Regions from separate parts of the Homo sapiens genome. Here region 2 is linked to region 1. Evidence: chromatin loops called from intact Hi-C (ENCODE). Cell type or tissue: dorsolateral prefrontal cortex. All regions are shown on one strand.

Region 1 (8,000 bases):
GGCATGGAATTTAAGGAGGCAACTCACTCCCTGCACCTGCCGGATTCTGAGAGAATCTTACACCAAATCAACACCAAATCTGTAAGAGGTGACCTCTTACAACTTGGGCTATCTGTGTCTCTCTGGCATCATCCAAGTCCTGGCCCTGTGGCTGGAGAAAGGGTGACTCTTGAGTTTTTATGGCAACTAGTGGATAGTATGAATTGAATTTTGTTTCATATCTATTTCTCTTAAACAGAGGAGATAGGTTTGTGTGATAAAAGTATCTTTGATACCCAAAGGATAGAAAGAAATATTAAATTGAGGAATTACTTCTTTAACATGTAATGATTTGTCATGAAAGGAGCAAAATATGAAGGTACAGTTATCCATACTTAAGTAGGACATAAAGAAAATGAAAATCTTAACTACTTCTTAATGTAAGCCCTTCAACCTTTTAACCTTCCCCTGCCTCCCCCTGTACATGCACAATTCAGTAGCACAGATGTGTCAGGCTTTTTTTTTTAAATGGTGGAGAAAAGGCTGCTACTGGCTTTCGGGACTGCCTTGGCAGGCCTGGGATGATGCAGGAAAAGACCCAGACACAGCAAAAGACCAGATTTCAAATTCAGCAGGAAATCAACTAATGGAGAAGTTGATTTCCTGAGACTCAAGATTAAGGAACTTTGAAAATCCCTTAAGTACAGGTTTTCCAGTAACATATAGCATATGTTCCTTTCTTGGAAATGAGGTTATAACCACTTTCCTTTCTTTTTCTTTTCTTTTCTTTTTTTTTTTTCTTGGTTATAATGAAGTTTCTGGACAGCTCATCAAAGCCAAAACATGAAGTGTATTTTAGGAATTTGTTTATGCTTGGCCATTCATTGCACTTTTCTGGTGTGCTGGACTCAGTATGTAGAAACGAGATAGAGTTGTCTTTGTCTGGATGTAGCTTAGACTATTTGTATATAAACAGAAGAAGAAAAATGAGTTTGAGCCATAGTATTTGGCTTCCTTTCCTTCTAGAAGCAGATAGGGGGGTCTTGCAATAGCCAGATAGTCAATTCCTGAAAAGTGTTCTTGGAATATTTAGTTCTGATACTTCCATAGACCATGGTGAGGTTTGGTGTTGAAAACTTTCTGTTTTTGCAGGTTCTTCTGAGTATCATTTTAGCAATTTACTCAAGAGCTGGGCCAGTATGTAATGGTATCCCCTTTCTGTCTATCCCTTAAATAATAGAAAAGAAGCATCCTGTTAAAGAATGTATACAATTTGGAATTCTGTTATACAAATGAGGAGGAGTCTGGGGAAGAGGGTGAGGTGTTGAACTCAGGAGTCAGAGACGTGGCCACCAAGCCCAGTTATGCCCTTGCCCAGCACGATTGGACCTCAGGCATGTCATCACTCCCATCTCAGTGACAGTCCTATTCTGTGATGGGGGGTAATGAGAGTATTGCATTTGAGAGGTGGAATTCTATACAAGTGTAAAGAATTTCATGTTGACCTGTGTTGTGTTCCTCCTCCTACTCTATGGTCTTACGAGGATCTCCACTGTAAAGCAGTAGACTCACTGGAAAAGAAAATATGGCAACCTAGAGTTTCCACTGTGTGGAGTGAGAGACTGCAATATAATTTTTTTTTTTTTTTAAGATGGAGTCTCACTTTGTCACCCAGGCTGGAGTGCAGTGGCGCAATCTCGGCTCACCGCAACCTCCACCTCCTGGGTTCAAGTGATTCTCCTGCCTCAGCCTCCTGAGTAGCTGCGATTACAGGTGCTCTCCACCACGCCTGGCTAATTATTGTATTTTTAGTAGACATGGGGTTTCACCATGTTGTCCAGGCTGGACTCGAACTCCTGACCTCAGGTGATCCACCCGTCTCGGCCTCAAAGTGCTGGGATTACAGGGTCAGACACTGCGCCCAGCTGCGATATAATTTTTGTAAAACGGAGTTTAATAATATTCTAACCAGAAAGGTAAAGGAGCACTCTGCCTTCTTTTCCTTCTCCCACTGGCTGCTCCTCCTAAGTCTCATTGCTGGGCCTCACTTTCTCTTTATGACCACTAAAAATCGGGTTGCCCTGGAGCTCAGTCTTCATAATGTTTCTCTTCGTAGTGTTCAGTCAGAGCTTAGAGTATGCAAGTCACTTACAAATTCTTATCTGCAGCTCTAGACTCACATGTCCAACTGTTTCTTTACTGTCTGCACAGGGATGTTTAATAAGCACCGCACACTTAGCATGTCCAAAGGGGACCTCTTGTTCCCTCCCCTGCTGTTCCCCTGCCCAGCTTTCCCCATCTGGGGAAGTGAATGTTATTTCATTATTTAGGTTTCTGCTCAGAGAAGCCTTCTCTGTCCCATCACCTCAACTTCTCCTCACTCCTTGACTCTGCAGTCGCCCTTCTTGAATCTGTCTTGTTTATTGCTATGTTCTCAGGACCTCAGAGGATGCCTGACTCCTACTGAGAGGTGAATAAATAAATACTGAATGAAAGAATGAGTGAAAATGAATACACAAAGCAATTTAACAAAGAATTTGTTAAAGACAGAGGTAGGAGGAAAGAAACCAGTTCTGGGGATACTGTCTCTTAAATTATTTTTATTTTTCAATGGGATTGATAAATTCCTTAATGTAGGAATTTTCTTAAGTGAATTTTGCCTTCAGGAACAGCTAAAGCAGTTTAGGGATCTTGAGGAAAAATGTTGACACTTAAGCAGATAGATTTGGGGTCTTAATAGTAGGAGTTATTGATGAACAAATATTTGCTAAGGTTCAGTTCTGAGACTTTAAATCCAATACTTGATGATAATTAAATGTTTAAATGGATTTTTAAAGCACAGCAGAATATTAATTATTGCTTCCTGGTCATCAAAATCCATGCTGAAGTTACCATACTTTTTACCCATTGACAATGAAAAAGATGAGTCCAAAGAGCAGATCCAGCTCCAGCGCCCACCATCCTCAGGCCTGGGGCTTCTGGCTGGAGGAAGGAGGTACTACTACCAGGAGGCCTCTTTGGAGCTGACGTCTGAGCATTAATTTCTTCCACCAGGAGATTAGTAAATGACCCCTTCCACCTGCTGCCATCCACTTTTGGACTTGGGTTATATCATTGATTTTTGCTCCTGCTGGATGAATTGTAATAATCATTCTCAAGGAGAAAGGAGATGGCATTTTGCACTGCTTCTATGCCAGCTTCTGTTTGCAGGGAGAAAGTCACTGCATCCAAATTCACACATTGAATTTGGATTCAACGTAAAATTCAAAGGATTGTAAATTTGATGAGTTGGGGAGCCTCACGCTTATGAAACATGGGCTTGTTATTCTTTGGCCAGCATCTAGGTGGTGAACTTGTGAAATTTTAAAAACAAAATCCCACTCACCACAGCAAGATGAATAAAGAAACTACAGTGCCATCTGCTGGCATCCTGGGGAAGTTCAAGCAATGCCTGGGCCAAGTCCAAACCGGAGGATAAAATTATTCAAAGTGTGTGGTAGTTTGAAGACAGTAGATTAAAAATAGTGAAAATATTGTCAGTCATCATTTCAGAGAGGAAAATGCAATCACATTTTGTGCTAATGGTGTAGCAGTGGGAGCGTACATTTTTCTGCAGTGTACTTTTTGAAGTATTTTGATGACTTTTAGGGAAAGTAAAAATTCACAATTTGTGTTTTCACTTATTACATAATAAGTTTTATCCTGAGGTGGGGATATTTGGTCCATAGCAGTTAGGTCAAGACTTCTCTAGTCCTGGCCGGTCACGGTGGCTCATGCCTGCAATCCCAGCACTTTGGGAGGCCGAGGCGGGCAAATCACCTGAGGTCAGGAGTTCAAGTCCAGCCTGGTCAACATGGTGAAACCCCGTGTCTACTAAAAATACAAAAATTAGCCAGGCATAGTGTCATATGCCTGTAGTCCCAGGAGGCTGAGGCAGGAGAATCGCATGAACCTGGGGGTGGAGGTTGCAGTGAGCCGAGATCGCATCACTGTACTCCAGCCTGGGCAGCAGAGTGAGACTCTGTCTCCAGGAGAAAAAAAAAAAAAAAAAAGACATCCCTAGTCCTTAGGGTGAGGACAAAAATACATATGGGGCTCCCTGTCCCTCTGGTGGCCCCTTACAGAAAACATGTTTAACCAGCTGCAGACCCCAGCCCGCTGAAGTAAGGTGGCAGCTGCACAGTCCCATGACTTGAAGTGCAAAGTACAGCACAGTAAGATTTTTTAAAAAAATTAAGAAGCTAAACTTAGCAGAAACCCTTCTTTCTTTCTGAAGGATTTCCTGCCTCAGTCCCCAGCCAACTAGCTTGCTCTTATTTTGCTCCCACTTCTCCCGTGGCCCTGAGCATGTTACATTTGCTGCTTCTCTTCCTCATTCTTCTCCTCCCCTTCCCCCTCGTCATTTCTTATGCTTTTTTGTTCCTGTCTCCCTCCGTCTCTAACCTGTGGCTCCCCTTCCTTCGTGTTCATCCATGTACCTTACTTGTGCGTTGTTCAGTACATTTTGGCTGAAAGATTTAAATTTTGAAATGGCTACCTCCTAAAAGCCTTGCAGGTAAATACAGGTATTTTCATTTTTGTGTGGATAGGAGGAAGGAGAGTAGGTCCTAGCCATGTTTTGGCACAATTTGGTGATAAGTGAGATTTTCCTTACATGTTCTGTATTCACAGCACAGGAATAAGGGGAAATAACTAGAATTCAAAACTAGCTCTTGTCCTCTCTAGCGGTTTCTCCCCTGATTCTGTTCTTAGCTCCGACTCTCCCTTAGTTTACAATAGAAAGCTTTCAGATTTTTGTGCTGGTCATCAACAGTTCTCTGCACTCAGCCGTGGAGAATGGTGGTGCTTGCAGGGCATGGGCCTGCCACTCAGAAATGGCACCCAGTGGTCAGCCCACACCAGTGCAGCTACACCAAAGGGTGGTGGCTTATTAAAGGCTGCTCTGCGTGAAAAAGCCTCCCTCCCCTCTCTCTGGTCACCTTAGATTCTCAAGGTCCTTTTATCCAAAAGGTAGGCAGAAAATCACTTTAGGTGATTAGGATATTCAATTCTTCTTCCTCTGAATGAGACAGAGTCTCATTCAGTCACCCAGTTTGGAGGTCAGTGGTGTGATCATAGCTCACTACAACCTCGGACTCCTGGGCTCAAGTAGTCCTCCTGCTGCAGCCTCCTGAGTAGCTAGAACTAGCACTATAGATGCATGTCACCATACCCAGTTGAACTTTTTAGAAGTTTTTTTTTTAAAGAGACAGTGTCTCACTATGTTGCCCAGGCTGCTCTCCTCCTGCCTCAGCCTTTGCTCTAATTTTTTCAGTGTAACTCATACCTGGCCTCCCACTTTCTTGTCTTCCCTAGCCTTCAGATGCAAAAATCACCTCTTCCATCTTCCTTCCTGGTGGTGAACTTGTAGTGAAGATTCAGGTTTAAATCCCCCAAGTGTCTGTGTCTCTTCTGATGCAGGTGCCTTCTTTCTGGTTTCCCTTGGCTGTAAGCCCAAGGATACTGTATTTTCCTTCTGGGATTTGGACACACCTAATGAAAGATTTTGCTCCACACTCTACTGTTCCCTGTTCCTTTTTTTTTTTTTTTTTTTTTTTTTGGTGATACAGTTTCACTCTGTTGCCCAGTCTGGAGTGCAATGGTGCGATCTTGGCTCACTTCAACCTCTGCCTCCCAGATTCAAGCAATTCTCCTGCCTCAGCCTCCCGAGTAGCTAGGATTACAGGCCTGTGCCACCACGCCTAGCTAATTTTTGTATTTTTAGTAGAGACGGAGCTTTGCCATGTTGTCCAGTCTGGTCTCAAACTCCTGACCTCAAGTGATCTGCCCACCTCGTTCCCTTTTTGATACAACCAATTTTAACTTTCTTTGGCTTTCCCGCTTTCTTTCTTTAAATTTTGTTTGTCTAAGTTTTTTTCTGGAGAAATGCTTAATGAACTGGTTTTGGGCTGTGCACACTTTTCAGATTATTTGGGTTAATCTGTATCTGCCTTCACAAACTGGCAGCCAAAGGTGTTGGGGTGGGAGGCAAATTCGATGCCCAGACATGTATTGATTAATTTGGACACATGTTTAAAAACATTGGTTTCTTTACCATCACTTAAAAATGTTAGAGCTCTTGTATAAAAATACAGATTTCTGGCTGGGCACAGTGGCTCACGCCTGTAATCCCAGCACTTTGGGGGGCCGAGGCAGGAGGATTGCATGAGGTCAGGAGTTCCAGACCATCCTGGCCAACATGGTGAAACCCCGTCTCTACTAAAAATACAAAAATTAGCCAGGCGTGATGGCGCATACCTGTAATCTCAGCTACTTGGGAGGCTGAGACAGGAGAATCGCTTGAACCCAGGAGGCGGAGGTTGCAGTGAGCCAAGATCATGCCACTGTACTCCAGCTTGGACTACAGAGCAAGACTGTCTCAAAAAAAAAAATGCAGATTTCTGTCTTCTTTTTGAACATTGGAAGATTCAGCAGGATGGACATTGCACTTGCCAATTGGCAGCAACCAACTGGAGGAACTGTGTACTGGCCGCCCCCTTTATTAGGGACACTCAATATCCTGTTGTGGGTGTCTCACCCGCCTCCCTGCCCCCTTTGTTTTCCTAGAGCCGACCACTGTACTCATCTGTGGGCCCAAGTGGCATTTGTGGTGCTGAGTTTATGTTTTCATTATTATTTGCTTTCTCTTTTCCTCTTACACAAGAGACTTCCCAATGGCAGTAACTTCACTTGTATTAGTAGTTCACAGAATGAAAGGTACTTCAGTGATCGTCTAGTGAAGTCTGTCTTCTTCATTTAATATTACAGGTCTCACCTTCGAGTGAGTCTTTAATAAATGTCGACAAATGGCACACGAGTCTATTTCTAGGAAGTCAGCAGATGGGTAGAAAAAGCCAGTGGTAAATAGCCTATAACAATTTCCCTGGCTGTATTAAGTAGTATTGATGCTGGGTCAAACTAGTTAGGAGGATTTTCAGTTCTCCCATGAAAGCAAGGCTCTCTGGTAATCTGATTTGTTTTTCTTTTCTAGGAACCCTCTTCATAAATCAAACTCAGAAGACAGCTCTGTAGGTCAGTACCACTTTTCTTGGTTTACCTATTTAATTATTTCAATACTTTATAGAAAACACGAATATGTGAAAATACAAAACCCACAAGAATCCTTCTACTCAGAAATAAACACTGTTAAGATTTTGATGTACATCCTTATTCTCCTTTTTCTAGGCAGTTTTAAAAAAATATAATTGTGATCATATTCTGCATACTGTTTTATAGTTTTTAACTTGAATATGTTATGAGCATTTTCCCATGACTGAATATTCTCTACGTTAATACAGAAAAATTAGAAGCAACCTAAATATCCAGCAAAGAATGAATTGGTTAATTAGCTTATGGCACATCCAATATGGTGGAATATTATGCAGACTTAAAAATTTACTGCTGCTATAAAAATCCTGGGGTCTGTGTCCCTAATAATGTCCTTAGGATAAATCCTTCAATTTGGAATTTTTTGGATCCAAGATTATGCATAATTAAGGCATTGTATGTTTTATATATTCTTGATTATAAAATTCACTCTTGGTTTAGTAACAGCTATTTTGTTTGGGTCACAGGGTGGGTGGCTGATAGTGATTAGGAACATTAAGTACTCAATCAACCCTGGCTGCCTGACTTTGAATATGCCGACCCAATAGCTATCACCTTGTGCAGCTCACTTGCACCAAGCCTCAGTTTTCTCATCTGCTAGGTGGGAACAATGATGTGTCATATAATTGAGTATTAAATGAAATCTTGCCATTAGATAGCTAAGTGCCTGGATATAGTAGCTGAATAAATGTTAGCTATTACCATTTATTAGGCTGCATCTCTGTTTCAGAAACATGAAAATGGGAGAAGGGAGAAGGGAATATAGCTTATAGTCAAAGAAATATATTGTCAGCCTGTGCAGTGGCTCACTTCTCTTATCCCAGCAATTTGGGAGGCCAAGGAGGGAGAATTACTTGAGCCCAGGAGTTCGAGAC
Region 2 (8,000 bases), 62 kb after region 1:
GCTAGAAGGCTTCAAATATGATATAAGTATTATTTTAATAATGAAGAATCTAAAGCTCAGAGAGTGTAAGTACTTTACCTGAGATCACACAGCAAGTAAGTGGCAGAACCAGGATTTGCATCTAGATTTCTGTGATTTCAAAAATGTAGGCATTTTCCTTCTAGGATGTTTCTACTTTATCAATTCAGTTAATTATATATATATATATATATATATATTTTTTTTAATGAATAAGCAATGCTTATAGTATATTAGGTTGGTGCAAAAGTAATCGCAGTTTTTACCATTGAAAATAATGGCAAAACTGCGATTACTTTTGCACCAACCTAATACATTGTACTTTTCTGTTCATTTCTTCCATTTAATAGCTGTTCATTAGACTTCTCTGAGAAGCTGGTAATACAAAATATTGAAGCCCGAATCTACAATTAAACTTTTATTACTGATTTTTAAAAAAGATAATTAGCTGTAACATTAATGTGTGTTGTGGGGCACAGGGCGGTCACTCAGTGGCTTTTACTAGAAAAACAACAGTGAATTTGAATCAAGTTCTGCAAATACAGAAATCACTAAGATATAAGCAGTTCCGTGAAGTTTGCAACCACCTAAAAGGATAATAAAGTTTTCATTCTTTATAACATCAGCATTGTTCCTACTGAAATTAAAAAGTGTGGTCAAACACAGTCACTGAATCAACCGTTTTCTTTCTGGGCAAATGTGGCATCTTCATTCACTGAGAGAAAAGGGTCACCATGAATTAACTTGGGCAGTTCGATGGGAAAGTTACCAGCGTTTTTGGCTAGGATGGGGAAGCGGTGAGTGAGTAATTCTCTTGGCCTGATTGGACAACTGTAAACATAACCTTCTCCCCCCCTCTTCTCAGCGATTTAAAGCTAAACAAAATGAAAGTCTGTTTGAAAAGCTTGCTGTTGGTGTCAGAGCCGTGGGATTTCAAACCTGGGTTTTCAGGATGCCTGAGTACATGGATCCTCTAACACATATCCCTTCATTATCTCTACTGAATGTAGCTGATGTTAGGGGAAGTTCTGTGCTGGAGACAGGGAATCTCACAGCACTGGACTCATGGAGGGTTTTTCTTTTGTTTTTTAGGCTTTTTAAAAAAAATGGTTGGTTTTTGCATGTTAAGGGGATTCTAGACCTCTGGGGTAGGCAGAGTTCCAGTGGCCTGTGAAAGGGAAAAATGAGTGAAGTTTCCTTACGACATGACTCATGTGTTTTTTTCTCATCATTTCTCGTTTTCTACTTTCATCCTGTCCACGTATTTGTGATTCAGAGATGTCCTGCAAACGGGGACTGCTGGGTTGGTGCACTGCCGGCTGGCTTAAGCATAACTGAAGTTTTTCTGCCCTACCCTCTTTTCCACAGAGAACCTGCAGTTTTGGAGGATTTGACTTGACGAATCGCTCTCTGCACGTTGGCAGTAATAATTCTGACCCAATGGTGAGTAACATCAGAGGAAAGCAAAAAATATGGATTCAGGCGATGAGGTTGACAATAGTTCACCATTGAGTATCTTTGAGAATTGATACTGGGTACCGTTTTCCTTGGTAATCCTGAGTCACGTTTGGAAAAAAGCTCTATTTCACTTGCCTTACAGACTCCACTGTTCCACGTGGAATGAATGATGACCACTCTCACTGCCATCTCCTTCCTTGAGTAGCACAGTTCCTTTAATGCCTTTGCTTCCAGTTTTCTTCAAGTAACAAATCCAGATAAGTCTGGCCTCTGTGGTCTGAGTCATTTTGCACACGGCCTTTTCTTCTTGCTAGTTGCAAGCATGTAACTACTACACACACATAGTGCCATGAAGTGGAGCCCTGTGATTTGGTCCCCAAGAGTATGTGCTGGCATTTTGGAACACCAGTCTTATTATGGGCCCAGTACCTGGCCCCACATGGCCTATACTAAGCCTAGGATTTTGTGGTCTGGGGTGTCCTGGAATGAACCCAGTCTCTGTGGGACCAAAGCAGACCAGATCCCTCAGGGGTCTGGTGTCAGGCCCAGGTGTCTGCCCTCTCAGACCTGCTTTGGGGTCATAGTCTAGGGACAGGCCACCACAGTGGCACACAAGTTTTGTTTCCTGAAATTTGCTTTCTCAGACCCCAAGGGTGAAGGTGAGTCTTTTTTTTTTTTTTTTTTTTTTTTTTTTTTAAGATGGAGTCTCGCTCTGTAGCCCAGACTGGAGTGTAGTGGCACAATCTTGCCTCACTGCAACTTCTGCCTCCCAGATCCCAGTTAAGCAATTCTCCTGCCTCAGCCTCCCGACTGGCTAGGATTACAGGTGCACGCCACCATGCCCAGAGAATTTGTGTATTTTTAGTAGAGATGGGGTTTCTCCATGTTGGCCAGGCTGGTCTTGAACTCCTGACCTTGTGATCCGCCCATCTTGGCCTCCCAGAGTGCTGGGATTACAGGTGTGAGCCACGCGCCCGGCCTTTGGTGAGTCTTACATGTAGTTTAGCTTGTCCTTTGCATTGTGTCATAAAACTGTAAAATGAAGATTTCATGTTTCATATTTGTTATGATCATGGGTCAGCTAAAATACCCACCTGGGATATATATGAAATGTTTTGAAAATTTCCTGGAAGAGAATTAAACTATTTTATTTGGCTATCGAATTATATTGATTCTTAAGCCAATAGTTTTCTGCTGTCAATCTTTTTTAGAAATGAGAGAAAATATGATTTTTTTCTTTCTCAGGGAGAAGTTTGTTTTTTAAAAAAATGCAGACTAGAATGAGAGATGACCACAATCTAGCTCTTTAAGAGAGAGAAATTTACACACTGAGTGCTATGGTGATGGAAATCCAATCAGATGTTGCTCTTCTAACGACTGAGCTTTCACCATTTGTTCTAATCTCTTTCTCCAGGCAATTCGGTAGTATTATCCCTCTATTCTCCCCCATTGCTGGGATTACATGAACATTGGTTCATGTAAATCACTTTTTTTTTTTTTTTTTCCCTCTGAGAGGGAGTCTCACTCTGTCGCCCAGGCTGGAGTGCAGTGACGCGATCTCAGCTCACTGCAAGCTCCACCTCCCGGATTCACACCATTCTCCTGCCTCAGCTTCCTGAGTAGCTGGGACTACAGACGCCCACCACCACGCCCAGCTAATTTTTTGTATTTTTAGTAGAGACGGGGTTTCACCGTGTTAGTCAGGATGGTCTCGATCTCCTGACCTCGTGATCCACCTGCCTCAGCCTCCCAAAGGTAAATCACTCTTTACTGATGAAATGCAGCCCCCTTGGATGTTAAAAATAGTGGAAAAAATGTAACCTGATAAGAATGTACTAAAAGTAAGTAAAATAAAAAGTGACTCACATCCCACTTTAAGCAAACAAAAATAGTCAATAAGCTTTAATTTTTAATCAAAGAGATAAATAATAGCACTGAGTTAACACAAGAAAAACGTCAAGATCCATGAGGAATGTCAATATTTCTGAGAGCTAGGATGTTAATGGTTTAAATAATAAAACCTGTTCTTCATTTTCTGCGACCAACAATACTTGCAACATTTTGTTTTACAGGGTAAAGAAGGAGACTTTGTGTACAAAGAAGTCATCAAATCACCTACTGCCTCTCGCATCTCTCTTGGGAAAAAGGTGAAATCAGTGAAAGAGACGATGAGAAAGAGAATGTCTAAAAAATACAGCAGCTCTGTCTCTGAGCAGGTATGCAGCTACCTGGTAGAATGTTCCCTTGGTTCTTCCTGACAAGAAAAGCTGAGAATGGCCCTTCTGAGATTTTAAATGGTGCTAAATACACATACTCCTTGGCATTAACCTGCTCCAAGTCCGTGCTTTATTTACGTAGAGAAACACTGAATTCAACACACGTTTATTAAGCACTTTGGGCTGCTCAGCACCGTGCTTGGTGCTGGGAATACAAAATACAGAACTTGCCTTCTGTGTACAGACAAGAGAGACAGACATGTAAAGAAATGGTTATTCTTCAGTGCACTAAGCGTTGTAAATTTGAATACAAAGGAAGGATTTTATTTTCTAAACTATGCCTTGCTACAAAATGGATGTTACCTGAATCAAACCTAAAGCTTTTTTTTTTTGGGGGGGGGGGTGGCAGTAGACTTGTCGATCATAGCATAAGTTGTTCTAGAAGCACATAGCCAGTCTAAGAAATAAACTCAAAGTTCTTCCTGGGTACCAGGCTTTGGTAATAATGTTTCAGAGAGGGGTGTTTTCCCTCATTTGCCTTATCTGTAGCCATGAAGGAAGGTATCATAGAATTGATTTTTCCCCCCTGGATCTATAATTTCATTGCTAGAGAAATGACTGTTTCTGTCTAAATTGCATGGGTGGAGGGAGTAAAGATAGTTGGAGAGCTGGGCCTCAAGGTAATTATGACCATTCAATTTTCAAGACACTCTCCTCCAGCACCTGTATAGCACTCATTTTGTAGCCTGTTGAAGTTCCTGTGTATGAGCTGGTTGTCTGCTTGAAATATGTAGGTAATGCACTTTATCTACCAAATAAAAACAGCAGGAAAAGCAGACATTTTTGCTCAGCTGCTGCTCTCTGGTGGGCACAGTGAGCTAAAACCAAGCATCGCCCCTATGCGAATGACCGAACGTCACCAGCCTGCCACCCACCTCACTTGATTCAAACAAAGCCTGCACAGCAGCTTCAGTTGATTACAGTGGTTCTCACGGGGAAGGGGTGAGAGGCTATCATTTTGCTCCCCCATGGACTCCAGGGCAATGTCTTTCAATGGTCAGACTGGGTTGAGGTGAAGTGGAGTGGATATTGCTGGCATCTAGGGCAGCAGTGCCCAATCTTTTTGCACCAGGGACTGGTTTCGTGGAAGGCAATTTTTCCACGGAGCTGGTGTAGGTGGTGGTTTCAGGATGATTCACATGCATTACATTTATTGTTCACTTCATTTCTATTGTTATTACATTGTAATATATAATGAAATAATTATACAACTCACCATAATGTAGAATCAGTGGGAGCCCTGAGCTTGTTTTCCTGCAACTAGATGATCCCATCTGGGGATGATGGGAGACAGTGACAGATCATCAGGCATTAGATTCTCATAAACAGCGTGCAACCTAGATGCCTCGTGTGCACAATTCACAATAGGATTCGTGCTCCTACGAGAATCTAATACCGCCGCTGATCTGACAGGAGGTGGAGCTCAGACAGTAATGCGGGTAATGGAGAGTGGCTGTGAAAACAGATGAAGCTTGGCCTGCTCACCCGCCACTCACCTCCTGCTGTACGGCCCACTTCTTAACAGGCCACAGACGGGTTCTGGTCCGTGGCCCGGGAGTTGGAGAATGCTGATCTAGAGGATAGAGGCCAGGGACGCTGCCAAACATCTTAGCATGCACAGGACGGTCTGCACAGCAAAGAGCTGTCCATCAAAATGATCAGTGCTCAGGCTGAGAAACCGTGGCTTGTTAGACCTGCAGGAGATAGATGTCTGGACTGCCTTCAGCATGTCTTATCCATGATTTTTTTTCTTTATTCTTTTCATTCTCTTGTCCTTGTGGGTGACGGAGTGATAGTGATTCTATATTTCTTCCCAGCAATGAAGCAGTCAGCATGCTAGTGAGAGCATGCTACTAATTGAAAGCATTTTATTAAGTTTGCTTTTCCCCAAGATAGATTGAAACAGCCACTAAAACTCTTAAGCTTTACGTTCACAGAGGTTTTCTGCTTTATGAATCAGAAGCATAGAATTTTAATGTCATTTTGGCATTTTTCAATAATTTTACTACCATATAGCAATCTTATGTGCTTAGTTCTGTTTTTTTAAAGCAGCCATTTCACATAAGTTAAGGAATAAAAGAAACAACTGATCATTATAAATTTTCTGTAAAGCAAAAATAATGGAAGGTTTTATGTGGTTGTTTTTTTTTTGTTTTTGTTTTTGTTTTGAGACGGAGTGTCACTCTGTCACCCAGGCTGGAGTGCAATGGTGTGGCCTCGGCTTACTGCAACCTCTGCCTCCTGGGTTCAAGCGATTCTCCCACCTCAGCCTCTTGAGTAGCTGGGACTACAGGCACGTGCCACCATACCCGGCTAATTATTGTATTTTTAGTAGAGATGGGGTTTCACTACGTTGGCCAGGCTGGTCTCGAACTCCTGACCTCGTGAGCCACCCACCTCAGCCTCCCAGAGTGCTGGGATTACAGGCATGAGCCACTGCGCCCACCTTGTGTGTTTTTTTAAAAAAACTTTTTAGTAAATATACCAACCATTATGGTAGGGATATTTGTTTTCTCCGTTGCTGCTATATGCCCAATACCTGGATTAGTGCCTGTTATTGTAGGTAATTCATAAACATGTGATGAATAAATTAATAATTTTTTAAAGCATTTGAAAATATATCAGAGACCCACATTTACTATTGCTGTTTTTCAAACTGCGTGCTTTTTTCAGAAGCATTACAGAAGATTTTAATGGGAAAAAAGTTACTTATTTTATGACGCAGAAAGGAGGAATGAATTTTTTTTTTTTAAGGAATTCATACTTTGGAGCTTCAGTAACTTCCTAATAATGTCAGCTCTAGTTTTCTTTGTTGTTTTTGAGGTCGCTTGCTCACTTTCCTCACATTGAAAGCACTAATGTGTGTTGGATCAGAAGCTGCTGTTGCTGATGTCCTCAGATGTTTGCAGGACCTGCGGAGCTGTGTTAAGGCCCTTCTGATGACTCGGCAGCATGCAAATAGCAGGTTTCATTTTAGCTGGTTTTGAGCCCGTGTGGCTGCGGCCATATGTAATATGCCAGAGACTTTTCTATTTTGGCAAGTAAACAATTCTCACTGCAAACTTTCTGAAGTGTGATATCGTCTATTGATGTAGCACCACGAATCAAATAAGCATGCTATACTCAAATGTGCAAATGAGGAGCCGCTGAGAGGATAATACTTAGCTACTCAAAATGCAGGAAGTACTGCTGAGTCACTCCCATCAGGATTCTGGTGTGAAAGAGATTTCCCAGCTTTTTACTGACAACACTTTAGAAAAGTGAAAGAAGCTAAAACTTTAGAGTAACATATGGAAATTTTATGGTAGACTGGAAAATAGTATGTTTGCTGTATATGTGGGTTTTAAATTCATGTTTCCTTATCCAATGCCAATAATTTGTACAAATAGAAATATAAGAATCTAGCCAATTTTTTTTTTCCAGGAATACACTTTTTTAAAAGTGCATGTTTCCTATCCAAGTAGATTAAATATCCTCTGACTACACTTCCAGGTATTCTAGTAATCATGGATTGTACTTGATCTACATTTGAAGTCCAGCCTTGCTACTGGGCTTTTGCGTATGCTGAGTCTCTAAACCTTTAAGTATTTTGTCTGTGTGGTAGACAGATTTTTTTTTTCTTGGAGATTCCAAGAATATCTATTCGAGAATGAGAAATAGTATTTGAGTGCTTAATAAATAGTGACATTGGCCACGACTTTAAAAGTAAGCGAGGATGTAAGTTTAAGAGGAGGAGAATATTGGTTATAGAATCAAATATAGGTATAGATTGATTTGATTGATTTCGTTGAAGGCCAAGTCGCTGAGAATTACAAAACAACACCTGTCCACTCTGATGAACTTCTTCATTTTGTTGAAACCCATGGCAGGACTCGGGCCTTGATGGAATGCCTGGCTCCCCTCCGCCTTCACAGCCCGACCCCGAACACTTGGACAAGCCCAAGCTCAAGGCCGGGGGTTCTGTAGAAAGTCTTCGCAGTTCTCTCAGTGGGCAGAGCTCCATGAGTAAGTCGAGTTTGTCATTGTAGATTATTTTCTTTGGAGTTAATATCTGACATATACTGAGCACTAGGTTCAGGCAATTTCAAGGTGAATAAGACCAAGTCCTGCCCTTCAGGTGCTATTAGAGAATCAGACCAATAAACTCTCTGGACTCAGAGTCGTGTTTGTTTATTAGTAGACATGCAGCAGCAGCAGCCCAAAACAGGAGGTGATGAATTTTGATCGGAGACAATAGGGAAAGCATCT

The links. Hi-C counts contacts between places; a loop is a spot of excess contacts. Peaks named below come from ENCODE experiments on the same cell type or tissue, not always from the same donor. Only the 100,000 strongest peaks of a DNase experiment are listed, where the experiment ranks them.
Region 2: a loop joins it to region 1, with 3 times the contacts of the local background. A loop is called at or near these places in 12 of 110 quality-filtered maps.

The regions. Positions count from the first base shown.
Region 1 is chr6:148,461,536-148,469,535 of GRCh38, forward strand. It overlaps SASH1 (SAM and SH3 domain containing 1), which reads left to right. Exons shown (of 20, transcript NM_015278.5): 5 at 7,010-7,050. Among named protein-coding and RNA genes, the nearest start is that of SASH1, 120 kb to the left of the region's middle. In dorsolateral prefrontal cortex, CTCF peaks have their summits at 3,381 (motif pointing left) and 3,580; DNase peaks (open chromatin) are centred at 3,416 and 4,846; H3K27ac peaks cover 8,000 bases.
Region 2 is chr6:148,523,905-148,531,904 of GRCh38, forward strand. SASH1 (SAM and SH3 domain containing 1) reads left to right here. Exons shown (of 20, transcript NM_015278.5): 11 at 1,387-1,461; 12 at 3,549-3,692; 13 at 7,622-7,757. Among named protein-coding and RNA genes, the nearest start is that of SASH1, 190 kb to the left of the region's middle. In dorsolateral prefrontal cortex, a CTCF peak has its summit at 4,563 (motif pointing left); DNase peaks (open chromatin) are centred at 4,587, 5,308 and 6,713; H3K4me3 peaks cover 1,950 bases; H3K27ac peaks cover 8,000 bases.